Regions from separate parts of the Homo sapiens genome. Here all the other regions are linked to region 2. Evidence: chromatin loops called from intact Hi-C (ENCODE). Cell type or tissue: ovary. All regions are shown on one strand. Region 1 holds the start of DGAT2 (diacylglycerol O-acyltransferase 2). Region 2 has its middle 14 kb from the start of SERPINH1. Region 3 holds the start of MAP6 (microtubule associated protein 6). Region 4 overlaps ARRB1 (arrestin beta 1).

Region 1 (5,000 bases), 220 kb after region 2:
AAGTCAGCAAAACAGAAACTGTCACCTCCATTTCATAATGCAGAAAAGGAAACCTAGACAAGATAGCGATACTGACTTGCCCAGGGTGAGTGGGTGGGCCATGAGTTCCAGCCCAGGCCTCCTCCACAGGAGACCCTTCTGGAGCAGGCACGAGCCACAGACTGACCTGGGATCTTCCAGGCCAGCAGGAGTCTTGCCTCCAAGAGCACCCTCTCTGAGGAGAGGATGCCAGGATTTACTGGCACCTTCAGTATCCTCCTGGCTTCACTCCTCTTTGCCCAAAAACAAACCACACCTGTTTCTACCTCCCAGCCTTTGCACTTACCAGTCCCCATGTCTCCCCCCATCCCCCACATGTGGCATGCCACTAGCCTACCCTCAGTTTCCTAAAAGGCACTAAGATCTTTCCAGCCTCATGGCCTCACCACATGCTGGGAGCTCTGCCTGGAATGCTTTTCTTTCTACTCTTGGCCAATTCGGGCCTTGGGGCCCAGTAACACGGTTGAGAGATTTACTCCTGTGGCCTTGAGAGGGCTGAACAAATGGAAGCATCTCTAGGTTGCACCAGAGGCATCTATTACCTGCTGCCCTGTGCCTGTAACTTCTGTCATTCTCCTCTCCCCCTGTGAGAACATGATAAAGACCACAAAGGCAGGGAATTCCTCTCCTCTTATGCTGTGACCCCACAGCTATCTCGCTCCAGCTATGCCTAAGAAATCTGTCTTATCACTGACATGCTTGTTGTCCCCACTCGTTCCCTGAGCCTCCATCCAACAAGTCGCTCCACCACATGCTGGTGGATCTCGCTTCCTATGCTCTTCCCTAGATCAGGCCTTCCCTCCATTCCCTCTACCACTGCCGTGCCTTGAGGCTCATCCTCTCTCACATGGATCCCCCGCCCCTACAGCCTCCCCACTGCCCTCCTGACCTACAGCCTCTCCTGTCCATTTCCCATACCATGGCTAAGGACACTTAAAACCCACCTGACCAGCCATTTCCCTACTAAAGCTCTCCCAAGACCCGGCTCCCCCCCAATATCTCAAGAGTGGCACTCCCAAACCTCTCTCAGTTCAAGCACCCGCGCCTCTCACTTCAGCCTCATTTTCCACAGTTGCCTGGGCTCCAGCCACTCCAGGGCCCCCAGCCCTGCCCCAAACATGCTGGCTTTTCTAACACTTTATGCCTATCTTTCTGCTTTGCCCTCACACCTTCCATCTGCAAAATTCCTATTCATTAATGGGCAAACCATTCTGGAATGCTTTCTATGTGCCAGACACTACCTAGGCTCTTTTTATACCTTATCTCATTTACTTCTCAAAGTACCTCACAAAAATAATAATTATTATTCCCATTTTACAGATATGGAAACTGAGGCTCAAGAGAGGCAGGGCAAGAACTGGACTCCTAGTCTATCTGATTCCAAACCTGCTGTGCACCAACCTCTCTGGGAAGTGCACCAGCGCCCCCACTCCCCCAGCCCAGGGCAGAGTCTTCTCTACTCTGTGGTTCCATAGCCCCCTGGTTTCTCGCTTGTCCCGGCCGTTGTCACCAGTGACTGTGTGCGGCTGTCTCTGCTGCCCCCCAGCGTGAGCATCCCAAGGGCAGAACCTGGGCTGATCTGGCTGGGTCCCCAGCACCCAGCAGGGTATAGGTGCTCTGTGAGGTTTCTTAATAAAGAGATGGAAAGCCAGAAGCAGTTTGGGTGGTTGAGATACCCAGCCCTAACCTAACTAATCCTGATACCAGTGACCAAAAGCGGGACCTTCGCATCTTTGCTGCCAAAAGACAGCCCCTCCTAAAGAGTAAAGGCCCGACCCCCTGCACGCCCTCTGCCTGCACCGCACGTGCTTGGTTTTCCCCGCCCGGGTACTGGCCGCCGGGCCGTACCAATCTCCGCGGGGGAGCGCCCGGGGTCGGACTGAGGGAGCGAGGGGAATAACCGGGCGCGCCCCTTGGAAGCAGGGCTCAGAGCTGCTCTCCTCTCACGCATTCCCCGGATCCGCGCGGAGCAGGCTGCTGGCCAGCCCCGGGCCCGCGCCAAGCAGAGCCTCAGGTGCGGTTCCCCCACAAGCAAGTGGCGCGGGCGGCGGCTTAGAACGGCCCGCCCCGCCCGCCGCGTCGGCGCCTGCCCCGTTGTGAGGTGATAAAGTGTTGCGCTCCGGGACGCCAGCGCCGCGGCTGCCGCCTCTGCTGGGGTCTAGGCTGTTTCTCTCGCGCCACCACTGGCCGCCGGCCGCAGCTCCAGGTGTCCTAGCCGCCCAGCCTCGACGCCGTCCCGGGACCCCTGTGCTCTGCGCGAAGCCCTGGCCCCGGGGGCCGGGGCATGGGCCAGGGGCGCGGGGTGAAGCGGCTTCCCGCGGGGCCGTGACTGGGCGGGCTTCAGCCATGAAGACCCTCATAGCCGCCTACTCCGGGGTCCTGCGCGGCGAGCGTCAGGCCGAGGCTGACCGGAGCCAGCGCTCTCACGGAGGACCTGCGCTGTCGCGCGAGGGGTCTGGGAGATGGGGTGAGTGCCACGGCGCAGGGGTTATGGACCTGCGAGAAGATTTTCTGGAAAGGGCCCTGTGGCAGGCTGGTGGGTACTGATGAGTCCACGTTCATTCTCCACTGTGGCACTCATCAATTTTTACGACCTCTGTTACATCGCTTTCCACCCGCCCCCCAGCTTGTTTCCCTCATCCGTGAGGTGGGAGCGGTACCACCCACCATTCTTAGTTATTAGGGATATTCGAGAACTCCTCCCCAGCCCCCACTGCGGCTGGTGACCCCTGGCACTTCCCTCCCCTCTCCCTTCACCAGGTAGAGCGAGCTTTGGCAGTGATAGACTGGATGGGCAGGATGGTATGGGTTTTGCCGTCTCCTGAGACAGCCACCAGACGGGGAACATGCCCGACTGGAACAGGTGTGTCTGCCCTGTCCTCTGTCCCACATCCATCCTCTCGCCCAGGCTCTGGAGCCCACATAGCAGCAACTCTTGAGCCTGGCATGCTTAGAAGGCAGCGGAGAGGACCCTGCATGTCCTCCAAGGTAGAACTGAGGTCCTCAGTGAATCGCGCAGAGTTGAAATCAACCCCCGCCCCGCACCCCCCGCAGCTTTTCCCAAGCGAGGAATAGCAACTCTTCCAACCCCCACCTCCCTTACCTAGAGCTGGAGAAACTGAAGTGGGAGGAAGCATGCCTAAGTTTTCCTTAGCTGATGCCTTGACCCCTGGATTCAAGTACAAATCCGGTAGACCCTGGGAAGTCATCACAGCTGTCCTGGTCTGCGTGTGTGTCTTGCATGAAGCCCCTCTCCCTCTTTCTAAGTCTGTATTCTGTTTGCTGAGCCTCTCTGACATGGATTTTTCTTTAGTAACTAACGGTCGCCTACACCGCCCACCTTTGTTACAAAAATAAAGCTTGCTAATTATGGAATTTTTGAAAATATAGACAAATGAAAAAAATTTCTGGTAAATCGACTATCCAAAGATACCTTCCTATTAGCATTTTAGTATATCTCTTGATCATTTTCTTTATACACATTGCATAGATACAATTGAGGACATGCTGTAGATATAGTTATGAATCTTGTTTTCTCCCCCTTAATGTAACATCGAGGTTTCCCTTCTGTTAATCAGAATCACTTACAATGTCCTAGTGGTTGCAATAACCCACCCTGCAGCTGTACCACACTTTAACTGTGACCTAGGCATTGGCATTGCTTCTTGTGTGATTATCGCTGTGGTTATCTGCCCCTCTTGGTGTGGGTGCTGCTCGTAGCCCTTGAAGAGGAACCCAGCTGCTGCCCTGTCTCGGGGGCGAGCAGCTTGAGCTGCCCCATGTATCCAGCCAGTAGCCTCTGACAGCCCCTTCTCTCACTTGAGTCCTTTTCTGTTCCCTGTGTCCTTTGATGTCCTTAGGGACATCAATGGATGAATGGACTTGCCCTTGTTCATGCTGTTAAAAATGTTTTTGCACTGGGCAGTGGGATAGGGATGTTCTCTGTGGTAGTGCTTCCTGGAGACCCCATTCCGTCGGCTCTGCCATCCACAGGCTGGGAGCTGTGTCTTCCAGGAGGCAGTGACCCTGGCTGTCATGTTTTTGACTTAGAGTTTGTTCCTTAGGAGAACTTGTACTCTAGCGAATGGTTTTAACCAAGCCACTTAATATCATGTCAGGAACATTTCCCCATGTTGTTATCAGATCTTGAAAACTTTTTTTTTTTTAAACTGGGTGCAAGGATTTACATCATGGAATGTAGGAAGGGCTGGTATGAAATGCAAACCAGTCAGTTCAGCTTTCTGGGATCTACTTTGGTGAAAGATTGGGTGGAGTAGGGGAGGGCACTGAAGCACATTTTGTTATCTGGGCATCTCCATTAGACCTGCCTTCTAGATCCTTGGTCCTTGAAGATACTCCCCAGTGGCCTAGTTTGCCTCTGTGGGTAAGGTCCCACTGTTGTGAGCTGGTGAACAGCCCGTCAGTGACAGTATTCAAGTAGAGACCATGGATTCTGTGAAGGGAAGTCCTGTGACGGGTGAGAGATTGAAATAGATACCTTGGCATCTGGTTTCTTGGCCAAAAAAAAAGGCCAGCTGTGGGAGTATGGGTAGGTGGGTGCATGCTGGGGGAAGCGGGAGTCTGTGTTGATATTTCCTAATCCTTGGAGGGCTGTCCTGTGCCAGACGTGGAGTTTGCAGAGTTCATCAGGACAGGAGGGATATATATCCTATTCTTTATCCTTGCCTTTGGATTGGGGGCTCTTCGTTCAGAAGAGCCCTCTGACACCTGCCTGTGTCCTCAGGGTTCAGCACAGGACCTAGCATGAGATGTTGGTGGTCCCAGTAAAATTTTGAGCTGATTTGTTGTGTGCGGCTCCAAAGAGTGAGGCCAGGAATAGGAGTGGGATGATGGGTGCAAGTTTTGATGTAGCAGAGGAGTCCTTTCTGACAGCTGTTGAGGACTGCAACAGGCTGGGGTGGGTGAGGATGGAGTTCCACATCACTGTGGATCTGCTTGAA
Region 2 (5,000 bases):
CGGAGGCTGCAGTGAGCTGAGATCGCGCCACTGCACTGAGGGAGACCAGAGGCAGTCGCTGCCCTCTCTGAGTCTCTAGTTTCTGAGGCAAGCCCACCCCCAGAGAAGAGTCTTATTCTACATTGGATGAGATTTTGCAGTTTTAATATTACTTTTTGGTTTTATTACTTTGAACTATACTTTAAAAAAATTAATGATGGACAATTTCAAACATACCCAAAATTAGAGAGATGAGTCTAATGACCCCATCACGTACCCATCATTCAGCCTCAGCAATAGTGGGTCATACCAATCCTGTTTCCTCTGTGCCCCAACCTACTTCTCCCAGTGTAATTTGGAATCAAATCTTCGAGAAAGAAAAGAATGACTTCCTCCTTGCTTCTGAAAAATTAAAAATAAGAAGAGCCACTGCCCTCCACTGTTTGATTAGAACACTAAGGTTAGGGCATAAACCCGAGATTAAAGCTGGCAGGATCCATGGAACCATCCCAAGGACGGTGGGGTTGGTATATGTGTCCTTCACCATCCAGCTCCCACCACTCTGAACAGTGCTCGGCACATAGTAAGTGCTCAACAGATCATTCTGGTGCTTCTCCTCCACTTGCTCCTCTGTAGCCTTCCCAGGCAGCGGCTTTTCCTCTGTCAGGCATGAGCTGGGGCGGATACTCAGCTCTTCATCCGAGGCTGCAGGCTGGTTCTGCCCACAGCAATCCCATCCCAGGCTTGGCCAAGAGGAGAATTACTTTGCAGAATACAAGACATAATGAGGAAAAGCATCTACTTCAGTGCTCTGTAATGGTAGCCACTGGTTATCATAAAAGCAGTGGTGGCCAGGCGTGGTGGCTCACGCCTGTAATCCTAGCACTTTGGGAGGCCGAGGCGGGTGGATCACTTGAGGTCAGGAGTTCGAGACCACCCTGGGCAACTGGTGAAACCCTGTCTCTATTAAAAATACAAAAATTAGCCGGGTGTTGTGGAACACACCTGTAATCCCAGCTACTTGGGAGGCTAAGGCAGGATAATTGGTTGAATCCAGGAGTTGGAGGTTGCAGTGAGCTGTGATTGCACCACTGTACTCCTGCCTGGGTGACAGAGGGAGACTGTCTCAAAAAAAAAATTAAAAAAATAAATAAAAGTGGGAAGGAGACATCCAGAGAAAAGTTTGGGGGCAGGAGGGTGGCATATGGGCAGACATTTTCGGAACTTCACCGTCCTGTGTGGAAGGTGGCATAGAAGGGGTGAGAACAGAGGCAGCAAGATAGTGAGGAGACAGGAGCCACAATCGGAGAAGGATGAAGGTTTGACCCACCTGGGAAGGGAACCCCCAGCACGTGGCAGAGGGAGGAGCTGAGAATCCTTAGAGGCACATCTCTAAGGTGCCAGAGGTCCCACTCCGCCTGCCTTTGAGCTCCGGATCCTGAATGCCCCCAGGGAGGCTTTGTAAAGATCCTTCCTAGGACTGGCTACATTTTGCAGGACCCATTGCCAAATGAAAATGCAGGGCTCCTAGTAAAAAAGATTACTAAGAATTTCAAGATGGCGACAGCAGAGTACTGAAATAAGAACAGGGTTCTTTGCACAGGGCTGCTGATACAGAAAGAGAACATAGGACATCCAGTTAAAGTTGAATTTCACATAAACAATGAATTTTTTATTTTTATTTTTTAGTTTGTCTGTCTTGTGCAATACTTGCAATAACATGTTTCTGTTGATCTGAAATTCAAATTTAACTGGGAATCCTGTATTGTACCTGGCAACTCCACCAGGTGGGTCCTGTTTCCTCCCTTAACTGGAGCTCCTGGGAGTGGTTCAGGCTTAGGGTTCTTCCAGGATAATGGTTTTCAAACTTCAGCCTGCATCAGAAACATCTGGAGGGCTTGGTAAAATCCAGATTGCTTCCCCCCAGCCAGAGTTTCTGATTCATGCCTAGAGTACAGCCCAAGAATTTTCATTTCTGACAGGTACCAAGGTGATGCTGATACAATTGGTCCTGGGACCACACTCTGAGAACCACTGCTGGGGTACATCACCCTAGGAAGCCCCTCAAAGAGATAGAAAATCATAGTGACCCAAAACGGACACCAGAGGGCAGAAGCGCCCACTGGTCAGGCTATAGGACCTGCCCACTGGCCTGGGGCTGGGCTTACACCTTTGCTGAACATTTGTTCTGTGCCTGACCACGTCCAGGGCCCTGGAGCAGACAAAGAAAGACGTGGGTCAGCATTAGTCTCTGCCCTGAGGGGCTCAGGGTGTGGAAAGGGAGACAGATGTACGAAGTGAGAATTACAATTGGTGCTGAGATGGGGGAAGCACAGGCTGTGGGAGCCCAGGGGAGGCTGGGGGTGGTCAGGGCCCGCTTCCTGTAGGAGCCTGAACAGAGGGTAGGAGCCATCCATACCGGGAGAAGGGGAGGAGGGGCTTTCTGGGCATAAGAATACACAAGTACAAGGGCGCACACTGGACAGTGCCAGGGACTGCTTGAGGAGGAGTGCAGAGGTAGAGGACAGAATCGGTGGGCGGGTAGCCTGGTGAGGCTGGGGCTTGGCAGATCCTGAGGGTCTCAGGGAGCCCCAGGAGGGTTTTAACTAGATGGTGTGTTAGAATGAAGAGTGTCTGGGAAGAGATACCAGAGGCAGGGAGGCCTAGTGAGCAGGAGGGTGCAGTGGTCAAGGGAGGAGGTGACCAGGGGATGCAAGGGTGGCCCAGTCTCTCTCATCTGTTCCTTCATTCCTCCATTCATTGCACGTGTGTATGGAGCAACTTCTCTGAGCCAGGCCCTGGGTTGGGTGCTGGCTGCCGGCTGCTGGGACTTGGCATTGATGAAGACAGTTCCTGGCTTATGTGGAGAGCTCACATTTTAACTGAGAAGACCACCATCCAACAGCCAACCTCACAGTGAGCCAGCTAGTTACAGTTGTGGTCCCTGAGGGATGGGTACCAGAGATATCAAGGGAGCCACATGGCAGGGTCTGGGCAGAGTTGGGGTTAGGGTGGGGGTAGGAGGCATCTCTCAAGAGAGACCCTGACCTGGGCATCCTGACCTAGCGAACAGATGCCTCATTCAGCCCTACCCTGGTGCCTCCGTGCCGCAGCCCAGAGCTAACAATATGGCCATTGACAGCTCCTGCCACTGCCTGAGGTCTAGCTTTGCTGCCCCCATCCATCCTTAGCCACACAATCCTGGCCTTCAGTGGGGAAGAAAGAGCAGGATTATACTCAGGTACTAGGGACTGGGCCCACCCCTCCACCAGAGTCAGCCTGGCCCCAGCCCAGGTGAGTGCCCAGCCAGGCACCTTCCTCAAATGTCCAGTGCTCTTGCTCTAAGCATGTGAAGAGTCCGGCAGCTAGAAGCAGAAGGATGCAGGAGATGACCTGAAATGCCAAGGGGATGCCGTAGACTCGCAGGGCTCCTGGACGCACACTGTAGAACATTTGTCCATAGAGATGGGATTGGCCTCACGAATGACATAGATGCAAATCAAGCTAACTGGAGCATTACTTCTAGAAGGCTGACCTTCTTGCTATTCCTAGAGCATGCCTAGTTCATTCTAACTGTGGGGCCTTTGCCCATGCAGCTCCCTCTGCTTGGGATCCCCTCCTCCCACCATAAAGGTCTCCCTCCTCCTTTGGTCGGAGGAAGAATGGCTCCCCAAAGACATCCATGTCCGAATTCCTGGAACCTGTGAGTGCATTACCTTGCATGGGACAAGGGACTTTGCACATGAGATTAAATTACAGATCTTGAGATAGGGAGACTTTACTGGTGGCCCAGTGTCATCAGGGAGGTCCATCTCAAGAGGGAGGCAGAGGGGTCAGAGTCAGAGAAACAGATGTGATGAGGGAAGGAGAAAGCAGAGAGAGAGGGAGATTGGCGCTGCCACACTGCTGGCTTTGAAGGTAGAGGCAGGGGCCACAAGTCAAGGAATGCGGGTGGCTTCTAGAAGCTGGAAAGAGCAAGGAAGCAGATTCATCCCCAGAGTCTTTAGAAGGAGTTGCTAGCCCATTTAAGTCTTCTGACCTCAAAACCATAAAAGAATAAATTTATATCATTTGAAGCCACTAAGTGTGTGGTACTAGATACAGCAGCCACCGGAAATGATTACAGCTTCTTATTCAGATTTCAGGCTGCCTGGTGTAAAGTAGTCTTACCCACAACACCTGTTTTCATTTCTTGCTAGCCCTCATTATTACTGGAAATGATCACATTTCTTTCTTAGTTTATTGCGTGTCTCCACTCGCCAGCACACCAGGCTCCTGGAGGGCAAAGATCTGGTTTTGCCCACTTTTTTATCCCAGTACCTAGAACAGTGCCTAGTAAATTGTGGGTTCTCAATAAATCTTTGCTACGTGAGACTGGGAACGGTAGCTCACGCCTATAATTCCAGCACTTTGGGAGGCTGAGGCAGGCAGATCACCTGAGGTCAGGAGTTCGAGACCATCCAGGCCAACATGGTGAAACCCTGTCTCTACTAAAAATACAAAAATTAGCCGGGCGTGGTGGTGCATACCTGGAATCCCAGCTACTTGGGAGGCTGAGGCAGGAGAATCGCTTGAACCCGGGAGCCAGAGGTTGCAGTGAGCCAAGATCCCAACCGCTGCACTCCAGAGTGAGACTGTGTCTCAACAACAACAAATCTTTGCTGGGCACGGTGGCTCACGCCTGTAATCCCAGCACTTTGGGAGGCTGAGGCGGATGGATCACGAGGTCAGGAGTTCAAGACCAGCCTGGCCAAGATGGTGAAACCCCATCTCTACTAAAAATACAAAAATTAGCTGGGTGTGGTGGTCAGCGCTTGTAATCCCAGCTACTCGGAAGGCTGAGAATTGCTTGAATCTGGGAGGCAGAGGTTGCAGTGAGCCGAGATCATGCCACTGCACTCCAGCCTGGGCGACAGAGCGAGACTCTATCTCAAAAAAAAACTTTGTTGCATGAAAGGAAGAATGAAGAAGTAAAGGACTTCCTCTGACTCTCTCTTATGTGCACTGAGGGCAGGGAAGGG
Region 3 (5,000 bases), 120 kb after region 2:
TCTGGATATGCTATTCTTTCCTCAGCCTATGAGAGAGTATTGGTAATGTTCACTGGAGAAGGATATTAGTCTAACCTATATACAGAGTCTTGGCAAAGGACTAACTCTCTAGTCCTCCCCGCCCCCCACACCCTCTTGCAGGAAGGAGGCAGCAGAAAGCTGTGGCATTGATAAAGGACCCCATAAGCTGCATTTTGAACACCTCTAGCTCAATTACTTTCATACAGATCTTCCCCGAGAGACCCCAAATGCAATGTTGCATGTCCAGAGTCAACTGTGTTCTGTTAGCTAATTGATGTTGGTTGAAACATAAGGGGAGAATTGAAAGCTAAGCCTTCAGAAATATATACCGGATGGATGAAGGGCAAGAAAGCAGACTGGAATGGCTGAAGCTGCAGCAGAGGGAAAATTCTAGAAGGAAAGAGAGAGAGAGATTTTCATGCTTGAAAGCATTCATTTGCAAGGAATTGAGTGTGCTGGAGAAAGGGGTTTTTGGTGGCAAGAGAATGAGAGACATCTGGAGAACATGTAGGGAAAGGAGAGAGAAAGAAGATGCCTCAATAGCAGAGAAGGCTGGAGGCACCTAGGAAGTAGGATCATAAGGTATCATGTGGAAGGTAGGAATGGAACCAAGATGTACTAATTACCACTATGTGCTAGGCACGAGCTGTTCTCCTGATTATCTCATTTAATCCTCACAATGTCCGGCACACTGCCTGGCATATAGTAGGCACTCAAAAATATGTTGAATATTTAATATTAACTAAATAAAAATAAAATGTTTAATATTAAATCAATAAAAGTGTGAACAATCCTAAGAGATGTCTATTACCAATTACATCTTACAGATAAGAACATGAGGCCCAGAAAGGTTAGGAAACTTGCCCAATATGTCACAGCTAGGGAGAGGTGGAAGGACAATGACTTCAAAGTTCCAGCGGTGGAAGGTGGGGGGTAATTTGTAAAGATCCTGTGGGTAATCTAGAAAAAGGTATGGTGCTTGGGTGTTGCCCAGAGACTGAGAAAGGGAGGAAAGAATGAAGGGCCAAGGGAACTGGGCTAGGGAGGAGGGCGAGAGGCCACTTGGAAAGAATTCTTCTTCTGGAAGAATGGGGACCCTGCAAAGGGCAACATCCAGGCTAACGCAGCAGGTGAGTTGGATGGGGGCACGACGGAAGCACAGCCTCTGCTGACATTGCAAAGGGTCTCTGTGGGAAGGCAGGGATCTGAGGTGGGAGGGATGGAGAAAAGGGCTACAGCGGTAAAGTGAAAGAGCCAGGCAGGCTGAGATGGAATATACTAACAGCTTGCGCATGGGACAGGGCAGAAGAGAAGGCTTCGACAGGAGGTGGCCTGGGAGGCGGCTGGGGAGAGGGTGTGGCCTGGGACTGGAGGGAGGCTGCACGCTAGGCCTGCGCTGGGGATCCTGGGCCCCGGGCAGCCCGCGGGGAGGGTCTGCGTGGTGACTCCCCCGCGCTAGCAGCGGCCGCGTCTCACCTGTAGGAGCTGCTCACTGCACTCGCCACCTCCTCGCGGATTTGCCGGTTGAGGGCGTCCGCCGCGGCGCGCCCCCTGCCAGCCTCGGGGCCGGTGGCCTGGACCTGGGCCTGGGCCGCGGGCAGCGGCGTCTGCTCGTGCCCCAGGCCCTCGGCGCGGCGCACAATCCAGGCAGGCCCGGCCTTCCTGCGCGTGTCGCGCTCGTCCGCCCCGGACGCCTTTCCGGCCGCCAGGCCACCCGCTCCGCCGGGGGCCGCCTCCTGCTCCCGGGCCTCAGCGGCGGCCTGCACTGGCCAGCGCTCCTGGCTCTGCGGCCGGCGCTTGGGCGCCCCGAGAATGGGCGCCGACGCCTGGGAGGCCGCAGAGATCTGCACGGGCTTGGGGATCCACGGGTGGTCCCCGCGGCGCGGCAGCGGCCAGGCGCGGAAGTCCTTCTGGTACTGGGTCTCGCGCTCGAAGGGAGCGTCGGAGGGCTGGTATTCGCTGCGCGGCCGGCAGCTGGGCTCGGGCCGCTGCACCTTCCAGGCTCGGTAATCCTGCCGCATCACCGAGTCCGCGGGGCCGGAGGTGGAGCCGGAGCCCAGGCCCGGGCCCGGCCCGCTCCGGCCGGGGCCCGCCGCCGGCTCGCGCTCGCCGGTAGGCCCAGGCGCTGGCCCCGTTGCCCGGGCAACTGCATCCAACTCGCCCTGGGCTGGCTGCGTCTCTATGGCAACCGCGCGCGCCGAGGGGGGCGCGAGCGCCGGCTGCGCCTGCTGCTGCGGCGGCGGTGGCTGCGGCGGGGCGCCCGGGTGCTCGGTGGCCTCCGAGTACTTGGTGAAAACCAGCGGCACAGCGATGTCCGCTTTGTCCAACTGGTTCCAGAAGCGGGCGATGCAGCAGGCCCTCGTGATGCACGGCCACGCCATGATGCTAGCTGAAAAGCCGGCCTCCTCTTTCTTCTTGTGGTTCTAAAGCAAGTCTCTATAATCTTCCTTCAGCCTCCGATCCTGACCGGCCAATGTGGTTCCCACCGTTTTCTACCCCCGATCAGCCGGAGCTAGTTCGCCCTCCTCCCTCAGCGAGCACCCGGGGAGAGCTGTCCTAGGAGAGTCTGTAGAGTCCCTCGATTACCGGTCGCAAACGCCTTTGGGAGCGCAGTCTGCTGCGAGCGCCGAAGGGTGAGACGCACGGCGTTCCCGAGTCCCCGGCGAGGGTGTCTGGGACGCGCCCCTCCCTGCGGCTGCGGCGGCGCACAGACCTCGGTCGAGCGAGGCGACGTGAGGAGAGGTGGCTACAGGCTTAAGCCATGGCGCAGAGGAGGGGCCGGGCGGTGTGGCCGCAGGGTCCGCGGACCGGGCTCGAGTCTCCTTCCTGCCGGCGTCCTAGTGCAGCCGGCCACCTAGCAGGGCTGGGAGGCCATCACCTCCAGCGGAGACCGAGCATTGCTGCCTCCGCCGCTGCCCGCGAGGATGCCGCAGCCGCCGCCGCCACCGCCTCTTCTCCTGGGAAGCGACCCCACCCTTTTCTGCAGCTCTCGGTCTCCGCCGCTGCCCGCGAATGATGCTGCAGCCGCTGCCGCCGCCGCCTCTGCCTCTGCTGCAGGGAAGCGGCCCCACCCTTTTATGCTGCTCAGCAGTGAGAAAAAAATCCAGGAACGATGCTGACTGAAAGAGTGCTGCAGAAAAAAACAAAACAAAACAAAAACACCTGCTGTCGTCAGCTTGCGCTGCTGGGAGCTTGCCTTCCCTCCCCACCACCCTCCGCCCTGGCAGCTCCTCCCTCCTCTACTCCCGGGCAACAGCAGAATCTGGGGACGTAGTGGGTTCAAGTCCCAAGCTCGTGAGGACTTTCTGTCCTTGTGCTTGTCGCTTCATCCCCAGGAGTCGGAGGCTCCTCTTTTGTAAAATAGGGCCAATGGGGGGGGGGGGTGCTATTAAATTTTAAAACATGGAGGAAACTCCTAGTGAAATGTCTGTCCCAGAATAGATGCTTTGAAAAGGGGAGCTGCTGGAATTGGTCAAAACCGGCGGGCTGTGTTTGAGCCCAGTTTGGTTGCCTCCTGGTTCAAGCACTTGCCAGTCTTACGCACAGGCCTTGCTCAGATGTGTCGGAATGGGAGCACCAGGGCTGGTGGTGCCCTGGATGTTCCTTTCCTAGGGAATCTTTGCGAAGGTATGTTTTAGACTCCCCCAAGAACCGCCCAGTCCCTGTTCAGTTCAGGTGCCACACTGGGGCAGAGGTAGAGAAAAGAAAATTCTGGAAAGTGGCTTAATTGTGGAGGTTGGGAGTAGGTAGGACCTGTGCCCTAGGAAACGGCAGTGCCTGGCCTGCAGGGGCCTTCTGGCACGTTCTCACTCCTCGCCGTTGCTCTTCTTCTATCTTCAAAGCAGAAGAGATTTTGAAGTCCGAAAGACCTGGTTTGGCTCTGCTACTCTCTGTGCCACTTGGGCAAGTTGAGTCATCCCTGTGTTTCAGTCTCCTCATCTGTAGAATGGAGGAAATACTACCTGCCTCAAAAATGGTTTTGTGGGCCGGGCGTCGTGGCTCACACTTGTAATCCCAGCACTTTGGTAAGCTGAGGCCGGTGGATCACCTGAGGTTGGGAGTTCAAGACCACCCTGGCCAACATGGTGAAACCCTGTCTCTACTAAAAATACAAAAATTAGCTGGGCATGATGGTGCGTGCCTGTAATCCCAGCTACTCAGGAGGCTGAGGCAGGAGAATCGCTTGAACCTAGGAGGTGGAGGTTGCAGTGAGCCGAGATAGTGCCATTGCACTCCAGCCTGGGTGACAAGAGCAAAACTCCATCTCAAAAAGAAAAAAAAAGTGGTTTTGTGAGGATAGCGAAGGACCCAGGGCAGAAGCTTTGAGTCAAATCTAATCTGCAGAGATTCAAATCCTGGCTTTTGTAGCTCTTAACTGTATGGCAGTGGGCAAATCACTGCAATCTTCTGACCTTCAGTTTCATCTATGAATGGGGGTACCAATACTGAACTTGCAAGGTTGTTCTGAGAATTAAAATGAGATAATGCACTAAAAATGCTTACCACAACATCTGGCATATGGCAATGGCTCAATAAATGGTAGCTATTAGTATCCAAAAGGCCCACCCAGAAGACCCATAAGTGGAGTGTCCTAAGAAGCCACTTGGACACCTTCTCCAGGAGACCTCTTGTTCCTCCAAGTAACTTTTGTTCTGTCTTTGCTATCTCTCCATTTATGTCTCCTGCACTCCTCCACTAGCTACATCCACTGGACTTCAGCTCTTTTCCCCTCCAATATAGGCAGAGTTTTCAGTATCAGTTAAGCTGGGAGCATTGGTGTTTCAGGGAGAGAAAGTCATGTATGTGTTTAGATTATAAATGGGTTGCACAACACAGATTTTCTTTAATCCTAGAATCAAATTGGATGAGAAGACAGCTCTGATTAGTCAATTATCTACTGAACTTCCTCCTACTTAGGACTTTGCCTCTTGGTGATTTGATTTGAGTTCCATAAATAAAATAATGTCTGGTGCTGTTTT
Region 4 (5,000 bases), 230 kb before region 2:
AGAATCACTTGAACCCGGGAGGCACAGGTTGCAGTGAGCTGAGATGGTGCCGTTGCACTCCAGCCTGGGCAACAAGAGTGAAACTCTGTCTCAAGAAAATATAAAAATTAAAAAAATTAAGAGGCCACAGCAATTCCGAGAAAGGAGCAGCTCCATTCTTTCTGGGATGGGCAGGGGGCTGTTGAGAAAGTTGCAGAGAGCAGGTGACATCTGAGCTGGACTTGAAGCACAATGAAGAGTTTGTCAGATTGTCAAATTGCAGAAGAGAACGTTAAAGGAACAGGCTATGCATGGAATGCACATCCTTACATAGCAGACTGCACATTTCAAAAATCAGTTCAAAATCACAATCTCGTTTCACCCTCTCAAATCCCATAATGGTGTTATTAACTGCCTCTCCCACGGCCCTCCACCTGCCACACACAGGCAAACAAAAAAAGTAAGGTCCAGTGAAGGCAGATGGTGAGCCCCAGGGCAAACAAACGGTGACTGATTTCTGAGTAGAGGGAAGTGAGGGGTGGACTCTGGCTGAAATGGTCCTCTTCTCACTGAAGTGGGGGATTCCTGAATTCCTGTCCGGCGGCAGCACCCCACTTCGGCCCCTGCTGGCCTGTGACACCCTCCTCTCATCCCCAGCATACACACACACTCCTCCGGCCACCAGGGCCTGTCAGAAGGGGCTGGCTGAGAGGGGACGGCCGGCAGAGGAACCAAGCAGCAGGGCCTGGGCCGAGGGGCTGGGAAAAAGCTGACCGTTCTCGAAGGCCCAGATCGGAGGCCCTGCCCAGCCTCTTCCCCTCCTCTAAGTGCTGATCACCTCAGCCTCTCCCGCTGCAAGTCTCCTTCCATGGCCTCTCCTCTCCCATCTCTTGCAGTGGCTGCTGCTGGCCTCTCCCTTCTCCTTCCTCCACCCTCGCCCTCCCCGGGGAGTGGTGAGCTCAGCCTTTCCCAGCAGCCGTCCCTAGGAATGATGGGAAATGCACCGCCAGGAACTGAGAACAGGCCTGCCCCTGGGAAGGAGTGGGAGAAGAGGCGTCAGGGACAGGGCTCAAGTCTGCCACTTCCTAGGACCCCTGACCGCCGAAGGGACAGTCTGCCTGTGTGTACTGCACGCTGGAAGGACATGGGCTCAGACTGTGTGGACTGCCAGGGACCTTGTCTTACAGATGGGGAGACAAAGGCCCCAGGAGAGGAGAAAGGGGACTGACTGCCTGTCCCAGGCATTGGGAGCCTTTCATTGTCTCATGTCATCCTCACAACTGCTCTGCAAGGTGTGTGTGGTAGGCTGAGTAACAGCCCCCCGAGATGCCCACATCCTAATCACCAGAGCTGTGGCTGTGTTGGGTCATGTGGTAGAAGAGATTCTGCAGATGTGATTTTGTTCAGGGCCTTGAGATGGAGAGATTATCCTGCATGACCTGGGTGGGCCCAATGTCATCACAAGGGTCCTGACAAGAGGGAGGCAGGAGGGTCAGAGAGAGTAAAGGCAATGGGGTGATGGAAGCATTGAAAGACAGACGAAAATCTACACTGCTGGCTTCAAAGCTGGAGGATGGGGCTGGGAGCCAAGGCATGCAGACAGCTTCTGGAAGCCAGCAGAGGCAAGGGAATGGATCCCCGCTAGAGTTTCCAGAGGACACAGCCCTGACAACCCATTTCAGGACTTTGGACCTCCAGAAGTGTAAAGAATATATTTGTGTTGTTTTAAGCCACTAAATATATGGTAATTTGTAACAGGAGTAATAGGAGACTAATACGACAGACATTCTTATTCCCATTCTGCGGACCAGGAAACTGAGGCTCACAGAAGGCTCATAACTCCCTCAGGCCAGGTGTGGTGGCTCACACCTGTAATCCCAGCACTTTGGGAGGCCAAGGCGGGCAGATCACTTGAGGTCAGGAGTTCGAAACCAACCTGGCCAACATGGTGAAACCCTGTTTCTGCTAAAAATACAAAAATTACGGGCGTGGTGGCTCTTGCCTGTAATCCCAGGTACTTGGGAGGCTGAGGCAGGAGAATTGCTTAAAGCTGGCAGGTGGAGGTTGCAGTGAGCTGAGATTGAGCCACTTCACTCCAGCCTGCGTGACAGAGTGAGACTCCATCTCAAAAAATAATAACAATTATAATAATAACTCCCTCAGGTCCTTCGGGAATCTCTATGGGCTCTTAAGGTTGGGGGCCCCTCAGCCAAGGCTTCAGGCTAGGGGGAGAGTCTGAGGAGGAGGCAGCGGTCTGCCACTGTAGGCTAAGGCTGAGGACAAGAGAGAGAACTGGAGAAGGTTAAGCTTTGTGCCTTATTACAGCTGGGCCCTTCCAGATCCCGTGACTAAGAACTGCCATGTCCTGACTGAGAAGCAGGGAGGCGTGTGACACACAGGAAGGGCCCTGGCTGTGCAGCTGGGATTGGCTGGCTGAGTGTTTGCCGGATTAACTGAGATGAAATGAAATCCCCTACTTAGCTCTTGGATCCTGATAAAACCCCTGTGAGGAAATTCCTTATCCCTCTGCATTACTGGTAAGGAAAATTGGTCCCCCGGGTTAGTGACTGGCCCAAGTTCTCCCAGCTAGTAAGCAGTGGAGTCTGGGTATTCATAATGAGCAACAGAAAAAGCATCACAGCCAGGCCTGATGGCTATTGAGTGCTTCTTACGTGCCTAACACTGCCTTAACAGTTGCAGGCATTTTCTCAGTCATTCCAGATGCAAACCTGATCACGTGCCTCCTCTGCCTAAAAACTCTTAACCGCTCCCAAGAGCTCTTCACAATCTGGCCTCTGTCCAGCCTCCAGCCTCCCTCCCACCATGCTCCCTGCCCCCACACACCCTCCAGCCACACTGACCTTGGTCAGTTCCCTGGAGCCACCAACTTCCTTCTCACTTCGGGGTCTCCCACAGGACTCCAGTCCCACCAGCCTGGGGCCCCACTAACACAGGGTGGAGAAACCATGGGTCCTGGCCACCTCTGCTCCCCATTGTGTGTAAGGAAGGGATAGGGCCAGGGGTCAGCCCACAATGGCAAGGGGCCTGGGAGGCTGGAGTCAAGAGGGCCCAAGTCAGCCAGTCATCTTCTTAGTAAAGATAACAGCAGACTGGATGCCGCAGGGCATGGTGGCACAGCTCCCAGGGATGCCCCCCCTCCAGCAGAAATGCAGACCCCAGGACACTGGAGCAGAGGGGGTTTGTGGAACACAAGGTGTCCCCTTAAGAGCATGCATGGCAACATGAGGCCCACAGAAGGGCAGGACTTGCTGCAGGCCCCAGAGTGTCACTCTGGGAGTCAGGTCAGAGCAATGGTTAAGGCTTTGGGATCTGCCACTCACTAGCTGGGTAACTGAACCTCTGACTCTCGTCTCTAACAACAGCACGTTTTTTTTTCTTTGAAAAAAAACTTTGTTGCCCAGGCTGGAGTGCAGTGGCACCATCACAGCTCACTGCAGCCTTGACCTCCCCAGGCTCAGGTGATCCTCCCACCTCAGCCTCCCAAGTATCTGGGACTACAGGCATGTGCCACACCACCACACCCAGCTCATTTTTGTATTTTTTGTAGCGATGGGGTTTCACCATGTTGCCCAGGCTGGTCTCAAACTCCTGACCTCAGGTGATCCACCCGCCTCGGCCTCCCAAAGTGCTAGGATTACAGGCGTGAGCCACCACGCCCAGCCAACAGTGCCTTTCTTCACTGATGCATGTGGAGCACCTGGTTCAGTGCCCGGTGAACAGAGAGGCCCGTGGTAGATGACAGCTGCTCTTTCCATTGAGAGAGCAGGGCCTGCACTCGGGACGCCTGGGTCCCAGTTAGTGCTGCTTCCACCACCACCACCACCACCCCACGCTGCGGGATGGGGGAGATCACCCGCTGTAGTGAATTTTAACAATTTCATGTTGCTTGGGCACCCACTCTGAGTATGTCAGACTTTCTCGTACCAGAAGCAGGGCTCAGTCACCCTTGACACAGCTTCCAGTGCTCGGCCTCCTCCCAGTTCCTCAATGTGATCCATCCAGGTATCTGCCTTATGCAACCTCCTCCTGGTGACCACCTCGCTATGGGACAGCCAGACAGAAGCCACCTAACTTGCCCATTGACCCCCACACCCACATGGGCTACATGGATTTGCCGCAGTGACCCCCCTCAGTCACCATGCCTTATGCCTGCTTGCTCTAATCCCAGCAATTATATTTACCCACAGAAACTGCGTGGGTAACATCTTGCACCCCAACAAAGCCTCCAGTCCACAGGTCCTCCCATCTCTCTCTTGCTCCAACTCACTGGCTAAGCACGGGGTCCCAGGCAGCTTCCCGCTGCCCTCCCCTCTGTGAGTAATACTCTGCTTCTGTTATTTCCTGGGTTTTGCTGGCTACTTCCTCAGTGTCTCACCTGACCACGTACTCTCCTAGAGAGTGGTTTTCTTGGTAGGAATAAACGGACACAGGTCAGAAAAGAGCCACAAGGCGCCTTCCACTATAAGCCAGTTTCCTGTGAGAGAGACACCTGGTCACGGCTGGATACTTAGGCATCAGACCATCCACCAGGATAAAGAAGCATCTCATGAAAGGCACACTGTGGACCCCCACAAACACCTGCCCTGGAACTCCGTCAGCAGGGCTAGAATTTATAGCCATTCTCAGAGAGAGACCTCAAGACCAAATTAGAGGAAAATACACTCACGCCACCCCTACTCTATGATATAGCTGGGTGGGTTTAATTAACCCCTCAGGTGGGACCCAAACAGGGAGGACACCTGGAGAGGTGGCACTCAGCTGTTTCTGGAGCCTCTGCTTCTGGGCCTCAAAGCTGGTTACAGGTGGGGTGCCGTGGCTCATGCCTGTAATCCCAGCACTTTAGGAGGCCGAGGCAGACAGATCACCTGAGATCAGGAGTTCAAGACCAGGCTGGCCAACATGGTGAAACCCCGTCTCTACAAAAATACAAAAATTAGCCAGGCATGATGGCGGGTGCCTGTAATCCCAGCTACTTGGGAGGCTGAGGCGGGAGAATTGCT

What was found. Hi-C counts contacts between places; a loop is a spot of excess contacts. Peaks named below come from ENCODE experiments on the same cell type or tissue, not always from the same donor. Only the 100,000 strongest peaks of a DNase experiment are listed, where the experiment ranks them.
Region 1: it touches region 2 in a loop (4-fold over the local background); 17 of 110 quality-filtered maps call a loop at or near these places.
Region 3: a loop joins it to region 2, with 2.1 times the contacts of the local background. A loop is called at or near these places in 16 of 110 quality-filtered maps.
Region 4: a loop joins it to region 2, with 5 times the contacts of the local background. A loop is called at or near these places in 5 of 110 quality-filtered maps.

What each region holds. Positions count from the first base shown.
Region 1 is chr11:75,766,607-75,771,606 of GRCh38, forward strand. DGAT2 (diacylglycerol O-acyltransferase 2) reads left to right here and starts at 2,172. Exons shown (of 8, transcript NM_032564.5): 1 at 2,172-2,506. The coding sequence starts at 2,386. DGAT2-DT (DGAT2 divergent transcript) reads right to left here and starts at 2,041. Exons shown (of 4, transcript NR_046090.1): 1 at 1,888-2,041. RefSeq lists enhancers at 1-168, 1,475-1,975 and silencers at 2,062-2,171, 2,252-2,491. In ovary, a CTCF peak has its summit at 2,171; DNase peaks (open chromatin) are centred at 2,115 and 3,012; H3K4me3 peaks cover 1,109 bases; H3K27ac peaks cover 1,163 bases.
Region 2 is chr11:75,545,651-75,550,650 of GRCh38, forward strand. No RefSeq gene overlaps it. Among named protein-coding and RNA genes, the nearest start is that of SERPINH1, 14 kb to the right of the region's middle. In ovary, a CTCF peak has its summit at 2,073 (motif pointing right); a DNase peak (open chromatin) is centred at 2,111.
Region 3 is chr11:75,665,968-75,670,967 of GRCh38, forward strand. It overlaps MAP6 (microtubule associated protein 6), which reads right to left and starts at 3,071. Exons shown (of 4, transcript NM_033063.2): 1 at 1,498-3,071. The coding sequence starts at 2,402. In ovary, no CTCF peak of the experiment used is centred here; DNase peaks (open chromatin) are centred at 1,441, 2,103, 2,164, 2,673 and 1 weaker place; H3K4me3 peaks cover 1,946 bases.
Region 4 is chr11:75,311,245-75,316,244 of GRCh38, forward strand. All of the region lies in intron 1 of ARRB1 (arrestin beta 1), which reads right to left. Among named protein-coding and RNA genes, the nearest start is that of MIR326, 21 kb to the right of the region's middle. RefSeq lists an enhancer at 2,395-3,311 and a silencer at 2,947-3,116. In ovary, no CTCF peak of the experiment used is centred here; DNase peaks (open chromatin) are centred at 936 and 2,857; H3K27ac peaks cover 1,187 bases.